Regions from separate parts of the Homo sapiens genome. Here region 2 is linked to region 1. The links are chromatin contacts, found by Hi-C or POLR2A ChIA-PET in ENCODE. All regions are on one chromosome and are shown on one strand. Each heading gives the region's core, a stretch centred on a gene start or an enhancer-like site at or near the end of the contact. The rest is flanking DNA. Distances are from core to core; before and after follow the strand shown.

What was found. A loop is a pair of places that touch in the nucleus more often than their neighbours do. ChIA-PET counts read pairs that join two places held with the same protein, here RNA polymerase II (POLR2A). Pooled maps may share reads with other maps.
Region 2: a loop to region 1 is called in a pooled map, with 4 times the contacts of the local background. The contact joins the promoter of ATXN7L3 here to the promoter of MPP2 in region 1. A Hi-C loop is called at or near these places in 5 of 50 pooled maps. POLR2A ChIA-PET finds 5 or more read pairs at or near these places in 2 of 52 experiments (GM12878 and HCT116).

The regions. Positions count from the first base shown.
Region 1 is chr17:43,905,670-43,909,568 of GRCh38, forward strand. MPP2 (MAGUK p55 scaffold protein 2) reads right to left here and starts at 1,867. Exons shown (of 13, transcript NM_005374.5): 1 at 1,805-1,867. RefSeq lists an enhancer at 1,877-2,026.
Region 2 is chr17:44,198,584-44,202,767 of GRCh38, forward strand. It overlaps ATXN7L3 (ataxin 7 like 3), which reads right to left and starts at 1,301. Exons shown (of 13, transcript NM_001382309.1): 1 at 913-1,301. ATXN7L3-AS1 (ATXN7L3 antisense RNA 1) reads left to right here and starts at 257. Exons shown (of 2, transcript NR_184071.1): 1 at 257-347. RefSeq lists enhancers at 1-118, 323-878, 1,604-2,142, 2,143-2,680 and silencers at 440-1,049, 1,150-1,949.

The DNA.
Region 1 (3,899 bases), core at 617-3,116:
ATCTGGCAGTGCCCACTTTAGGACTGAATGCCTGCTGAGTCCTGGGGGTGGGGGAACCACGGCAACTCCACCTCCCCCCAAAAGAGGATTCTTCCCAGAGGACTAGTACCTGATTTCAATAAAACCCTCTCTGCTCCCATTCCCTTCTCAGGCCTGAGCTGGTCACCTGAGCTCAGGTGACAGAAATTACAAAAGTGAGGGGGATGGTTCCCTTTCCTCCCAGCTCTGCCGCTGAGGACATGGAATAAAGGTGCTTTCAGGGAGAGGAAGGGCACCCCTATTCAGGCTACACCCAGGCTGGAAGAAATGCCCAGGATCCACTGTGCTGGCCCGTGCCCCTGGTGCCAATCTCTACTCCTAGAGAGCAGGGAGGAGGGATCCCTTCCCTCCCCCTCCCAGGCCTTGATGACCTGGAGCCTTCTCCTGGCTGGCGCTGCTCTCCCTCACAGGGTCAGAGAAGGGACTCCAGAAGTCCTCCTTCCCTAGAGCGTGGAGGGCGGGAAAAGGCAGGGAGGATCCTGTATGAAATCCCTGCGCTCGGAAGTCTTGCCCAGCCTGCCTGGGTTTTCTCCCGGGGAATCGGTTCCCAGAGCATCGGCTGGCTTTGCTCCCCCACGCCCGTCCAAGCCTCTGAGAGGGCGGGGCCTGGCTGTGTCCACAGGAGAACGGCAGTGCCAGGCAAGCTAGCCTGGCTCCGTGCCAAGGTCCTGCACCCAGACATCTGGGAACCTGCACCTCGGCTTCCAAAAGCCTGGGCCCAGATGCCCTCTCAGCTCTGCCTCCGAGATATCCACATCACCCATAGTGTCCGCAGGCGAGCGGACCAGCAGTGAAAGGGAGAGGTTTCTTCCAACCTCCCACCCATCCCTCCATCCATACACATACAAAGAGGTGCGGAGAAGAAAGGTCTGACAAAGGCGCTTTGGAGAGCGAGAGGTCGCGGGGAGGTCTGGACAGAACTGAGGGCCAGAGGATGGGGTCGAAAGGCCAGGCGGACGTGCATGCTTGGACCATCAGATCACCCCTGCCCCAACGGACCCAGCCCTAACACCCTGGGCGCTAGGACCTGGGGGAGGGGGGCGTGTTGTGAGCCATCAAAGAAGGCTCTCTACGTGCGCGCCCGCCGGAGACCAGGGATGAGGTCACTAAATGACTGCCCCGGCCAACCCCCACCCCGTCTTTATCCGCACCGCCCCCCCCTTAATTGACCTAACTTTCTAACCCTAGCTCTTCGCTTCTGGCACCGGTCCCCTCCCAAGTCTCCAGACCCTAACCCTGGCTCCCGACCCGCCCCGCTACAGCTTGGGAAGCGGGAGAAGCAGCGCGCGCCCTTCTGCGGACCCCCTCCCAGGGAAGATTGTGGTGTTAGCTGCCTAGGGGGACCAGGGGGCCACCGGGACCCAGCGCAACCTCTGTCTCGCTCCCCAACCCCCGGAAGCGCTAACAGCACGGTTCTTACGTAATGCCGGGCTTCTAAGTACCCCCAACCCGCACAGCCCCCGGGGAGGCCGCGCAGATACCGGGGCCCCTCACAGCTCACCACCTTGGTGCCTGAAGCCACTTTGGAGCCCCTACCGCAGGGGCGGGGACCAGTGTCAATGGGCAGCGGGGCTTGGTTCTCCCAACCAGCACCCCAGAAAGAGGGCCCAGGGGCGGGGGCGGGTGGACAGGGAGGGAACGGGCCTGGGTGAAAGGGGCCTGTGGAGTTTAAACCCAGTGAATAGGGTCCTAAGTGCCGTGTCAGGACGAAAAGAAGGCGGAGGTCTTGGGATAGGAGCTGGCCCGGGGGCCGGGGGACGCCTACCTGCGCCCCGGGAAGCCCCTAGCTCCGGGCGGCTCCAGCGCAGCCGGGCGCTCAGCGTTTATTGCTTGTCAATCGCTAGCCCGGCTCTTAAAGCGGCAAGGCCTCTCCGCGAGGGGGCGGAGGTCCGGAGGAGAGGGGAGGTGAGGAGAACGCGGAGGCCGGCACAACTCGGAGGAAGTAGTCTTTCCCAGCAGCTGGTACGGGGGCAGCCAGGTAGTGGTTTGGGAGACACCGCACAGACCACGACGCCCTGCTGGAGTCCCACTGGGAAGGGTTAGGGAGGCAGGACTGGTACCAGTACCCGCTGGTGCCCCTCGGCTCCCAAGGATCCCTTAAAGGGGCGATGGTAAAAGTGCCTAATGAGACCGGCTTGATTACTCCGCCCACCCATCTTGGCTTAGACCGGCGTTCTAGTTCCAGGCGTGCCTCACTTTTCCTCGTTATCCTGCTTCCATATTGAGAAAAAGAATAGGAGGACTTCAGAGAGACTCCCAGGAAGCAGGATACCAGCCCCAGAAGGCCTCGGGATCAGGGGCAGCTTTTTAAGGACTCAGAGGGTGGATATCCGGATTCCAGACTTTCCAGAAATTTTGCAAAAAAGAGGAAATGTCTTCCTGAAAGGATTCGAGAGCCTCTTTTAGGTCTAGGTGAGGGAGGCCTGGTCCATTTTCCTGCCTATGGAATAAAGAAGTAACTGGCTAGCCTTCCTCAGAGTCCCAGCCCAAAAAGTAAATAAAGGGTTAAACCCACTGGCCCGCCTTCGCCCAGCCTCCGGCTCCACCCCACATCTGCTAGTAAAAGATGCTGGGCCTCCAAATACGGGAGGCTCTGTGCAGTGCGACTAGCATTTGGGGCCAGCTACGCTACTTCTCCGACCTCGGCGTTCAGCCACCCCGTCCAGTTGCCCTGAACAAAATGTGAGAGTCATCCCTTTTCCTTGCTAACTGGATTCCTAAGATCATAAATGGACTGCATCTTTGGCCGGGCGCGGTGGCTCACTCCCATAATCCCAACACTTTGGGAGTCGGAGGCGGGAGCATCGGTTGAGCCTAGGAGTTCGAGACTAGCCCAAGCAACATAGTGAAACCCCATCGCTACAAAAAATAAAATAAACAAAATTAGCTGGGCGTGGTAGCGCGCGCCTGTAGTCCCAGCTACTTGGGAAGCTGAGGCTGCAGTGAGCCGAGATTGCAACACCGCACTCCAGCCTGGGCAACAGAGTGAGACCCTGTCTCAAAAGAAACAAAAAGAAAAGAAATGGATTACATTCTGGAAACTTGCTTGGAAATCTCAGAAATGGGAATCTATCCCGAAAGCAGGGGACTGGTCCCTGGGTTCCAAGACTCAGCTCTCCCCTGAGTTCCAAGGGTATAAGTTTGGATATAGGAAAAAGCCACAGAGGCGGCCGAACTGCTGAAAACCACATTGTTTAGGTGACCCAGGCTTTTACTGAGAGAAGAAAGCCATCGAACCCAGATAGCTTTGACAGGAATTGCAGGCTTTGGTCTCTAAACAAAGAGGGTTCTTGGAGCGCATTGCTTGCAGCTCTTTCCTCTATCTGCAAGCTAGAAAATCCTTCTTCTTCTTCTTCTTTTTTATTTTTATTTTTTGAGACGGAGTTTCGCTCTTGTTGCCCAGGCTGGGGTGCAATGGCATGATCTCGGCTCGTCGCAACCTCTGCCTCCCGGGTTCAAGCAATTCTCCTGCCTCAGCTTCCCGAGTAGCTGGGATTACAGGTATGCGCCACCATGCCTGGCTAATTTTGTATTTTTAGTAGAGACAGGGTTTCTCCATGTTGGTCAGGCTGGTCTCGAACTCCTGACCTCAGGTGATCTGCCCACCTCAGCCTCCCAAAGTGCTGGGATTGCAGGCATGAGCCACTGCACCCGGCCTAGAAAATCCTTATAATTGAATTCAGGAAGAGTTCCCCTTTCCATTATAAAGGCTACCCTCCACTGTCACCTGTCCACCTCTGGGCTGGAAATCACTCAGCTATTTGTATTTTGGAAGAGGAAGGATCTTGAATCTCTACAAGATATTAATTACTTCTTAATCAAGCAATTATTACCTCCATAGCGACCCACATCAAATCTTC
Region 2 (4,184 bases), core at 51-2,550, 290 kb after region 1:
GGGTACTGCTACCAGAAGTAGAAATGGCCCTAGGACCCTACAACCTTCACCCCACTCTGTCTTCCCTTGAAATCAGCCTGCCACTCCACGAGGGGAGCAGAGCCCACAGGAGCCTAGAGCTAAGGGACATTTCTAGCCACCATGAGCAGGAACGGCGGGGGGTGGGGGGGAAGAGCCTGGTAGGGTGGCACGCCAGGAGCGGGCACTCCCCTTACCTGTTCTTCCTTTAAATAACCACCCGCCCTCCCTCAGGACCAGCCCGGAAGTCTCTCCAAGAGCCCCAAAGTCCAGGAACCCCCACCCAAGGATTCAGACACAGAACCCACAACCCAGGGCCCCTCGGAACGGTGGGTACGAGTTTCAGGAGCTGCCGGCCTAGAGTGGGGTGGGGACTGACGAATGAGCCGGGGGCACTGGGAAGGGTAGGAGGCCGGGCCTCGGCTCTTCCCCCGTCCCTGCGGCACTGCTGCTGCATCATACCGACTGGGGGGAGGACAGCCGAGCCGCCGGGGCCGGCGCCGGGCCGGGACAGACCGACCCCCAGAGAGTGGGACGCGTCCCAGCCCCTCTCCTTCCCCGCCCGCCAGCAGCCCCGGCCGGCCGGGGAGAGGAGTCCGGGAGGGTGTCTCTATTGTCCCGGGGGCTGGGGCCTGGCTCCCTAACAAAGGCCCCGCGCCCCCTCCCCGGCCGGCCCTGCCCCGCCCAAGGGGGACCCAGACGGGGGAGAGCCAGGGGCCCCGGCCCGGCCGGGAAGCTGGGGGAAGCCGGGCGTTTCCGCGTCGGCCCGGGGGGAGGGGAAGGGGCGCTGACCCAGACCTGGGGGGAGGGGGCCCAAGCCCCGCCTTGGGCCCCGCCCCCCGCCCCCCACAGGCCCCTCCCCCGTCCCCGTCCCCGTCTCCGTCCCGTACTCACCCCGCCCGGGGGGCCGCGCCGGGGCCCGGCAGCCTCTCAGGGCCGCGTCCTCCGGCGGCGGCGACGGCGGCGGCTGCTCCGGAGCCCCATGTCCGTCGGTCCGTCCTCGCCTCTCCCCGGGGCCCAGGGCCCGGGGCCGGGGGGTCGGGCCGCCCCCCCGCCTGGCCGCCTCACCGGGCGGCCATGGCCCCTTCCCCTCCCTTCTTGTCCCGTCGCCGCCTCCTCCTCCTCACCTCACCCCGCCCGCGCGCAGTCCGCGCGCCGTCCGCGCGCCCCTCCCCCCGCCCCCCACTCCAGCCCGCCTCTCCCGGGCGGGGGGTGCGGCGCGAGCCCGGAGCGCGCGCGCGTGTGCCGCGACCGGAGGATGGATGGATGGAGCGAGCGTGAACGCGAGCGTGCGCGCGCGCGCCCCTCTCCCCCTCCCTCTGCGCGGGCGCGAGGCCAAGCGCGAGCGCGCTCCAACCTCCTCCTCTTCCTCCTCCCGCCCCTCCCCAACACCCCGCCCTCCCCCTCCCTTCCTCTTCCTTCTTTCGCTTTCGCGCGCCCAGCGACTGCTCGCGCCTGCTAGAAGGGCCCGAGCGCGTGCATCTGCCCCGCGGCCGCAGCTCGGCAGCATTTGCTCCAGGGGGCGGGGACCGGGAGGGGAGGAGGGGCGCCACGCCGCCGTCCAAAGTACCGGCGGACGGGGACGGGGGCGGAGAGATGGGCGGGGCCTTCGCGGACCTCCCCGACCAATCGCAGGGAGGCCTCGGCCCGGGAGGACCAATAAGATGGGGGTGGGTGGGGCGGCGTTCAAGGTGAGGTGCGCGGTGCGCTGGGGGCGGAGACGTTTTGCCGTCCCGGCCGGCTCGGGGGCGGGGGCAGCGGGTGGCGTCGAAAGAGAGCGCCGGCTGCCAGCCGAGCCTGGGACGCCTTCCGGCCCAGGCTCCCCCGCCCTTCCCTCGGGGCTCCCCGCTCTCTCCCCCGCCACCCTCCGCTCCCCCCTTTACCCCGAGGCGTGCAGCCACTTCTGTGAAGAGGCCAGACTTGAAGTGGGGCGCAGTTAGGACCTCGGGGCGGAAAGCCTGTGGAGCCTAAGGGGCTCGCCCGCGCCTCAGTTCTCCCGGTTTCTGGGCGGGTCTCAGCCCACTCCAGGCTTGCGGACCAACAAGCGGCCGAGATGAGGGTCCGCTGCTGAGGTCGGAGGCCGAGCTGCGCCCTTCTGCGCGGAGCGCCCTCCCCGCCCCTCGTCCTAATTTAGATCCCACACCTGCTCGCCTTTCCTGCTTCCGGAACCCACGCTGGACCCCCACCCCTCCAGACAGCCTCCTTGTCACTGGCCAGATCCTTCCCCCGACCCAGTGCTGTTCCCCTGGGTGCAGCGTGTCCCTGTGCTCACGCTCTCAGTCCCTCTTTACCTTAGGAAGGGACAGGCCTTTTCCCAGCCGCGGTGGATGGCTGGATTGGCGCTTTCATCTCGGTTACTCTGTGTGTGGTGTCCTGGAACGGTTGTGTGACAGCCCTCTCCCCTCAAGAGATAAGATTAAAAAGGAGGATAGTCTGTAATCACATACTTGGAGCCATCTTTGGTTTTTAGTTTTCAGCAAATACTTATTTTTTTCTCACCGATTTCTCCCGAGAAACAGCAAACATTTATTGAGGCGATATTCCAGAGTAGTTCAGATCAGGCGTCTGATTTGAATTTAAATCGTTGGGCCTAGCAAATGAGTTTCCTGTGCCTCAGTTTCCTCTGTTGTCAGTGGGCATAATGATAGTCCTATCTCCTTGCGTTGCTGTAGTGATTAACAAGTCAGTGCATGTGAAACTCTTAGCTCTGTGTAAGTGCTTGGTAAATCTTAGCTGTTATTCTCACGGTGCTCCAGGTGCTGGGATAAAAGATGATATAAGACAGTTGTGCTTCTTCAAGAAGTTCACTGTCTTGTGGATAGATAGGTAGGATAATAATTGCAAAACAGTGTGAGGAAAACAACAGAGAGAAAACAGAGGTAGACAAAAGGAGACATCAAATGATGTAAGAGAGTTGGTCAAGAAAGGCTTCTTGGGCAGGGTGCGGTGGCCCAGGCCTGTAATCCCAGCACTTTGGGAGGCCAGGAGTTCGAGACCAGCCTGCAAAAATGCAAAAATTAGCTGGGCGTGGTGGCGGGCTCCTGTAATCCCAGGAGCTACTCGGGAGGCTTAGGCAATAGTAGTAATCCAGCTACTCGGGAGGCTTGGGCAGGAGAATCGCTTGAACCCGGGAGGCGGAGGTTGCAGTGAGCTGAGATTGCGCCACTGCACTCCAGCCTGGGCAACTGAGCGAGACTCCGTCTCAAAACAAAACAAAAAAGAAGAAAAAGAAAAACTTCTTATAGAGGGAGATGAACCAGGTGAAGGTAGGCCAAGAAGGCATTGGACATCCCCAACTGGAAGCTTCAGAAGCATGGATCAAGCTGGAACAGAGGAGTGGGTGGCAGAGCAGCAGGAGGTGAGCAGGCTGGATAATACAGGACAAAGCAAAGTAGGTGTTGAAAAGTTTGTGGGCTTTAGCCTGTAAGCTGTGAGGAGTCCTCAAGGGGAATCATTCACCAGACTTATATTTTTAGTGGATCATGCTGGAGTATGGTCTGGAGAATAATTTAGAAGCAGTAGGTTTTTTGTTTTGTTTTGTTTTGTTTTTTTAGACAGCATTTTGCTCTGTCACTCAGGTGCAATCTCAGCTCACGGCAACTTCTGCGTCCCGGGTTCAAGTGATTCTCATGCCTCAGCCTCCTGAATAGCTGGGATTACTGGCGCACGCCACCACGCTCGGCTAATTTTAGTTTTGTATTTTTAGTACAGACAGGGTTGCACCATGTTGGCCAGGCTGGTCTCGAACTTCTGACCTCAGGAGATCCGCCTGCCTCAGCCTCCCAAATGCTGGGATTACAGGCATAAACCACTGGGCCTGGCAAAAGCAGTAGGTTTTTGTTACTGATTGAGGTGTGTGGAGGAAAGGAGAGGGAGGTCTTGAAAACACCTTTACTAGGATGGGGAACTCAGGGGAGGACATGGGAGGACACAGGATGACTTCAGTCTGGGATATATTGAGGTTACTGTGGGATCAGCTGATGGAGACCCAAAAGGTGGTTGAACTCAGGTCTGGCACAGAGAAGTAAGCTAGGTCTTCAGGAACTTCAACAACATCGCCTCAACCTTTGTTTTCTCTTATCTCCCGCCTCCTTTTCAGGAATTCTTCACTCCAGTGATGCTGATCTGTTTCTTACCTAAATATGCCCAGTACATTCTGCCCTAAG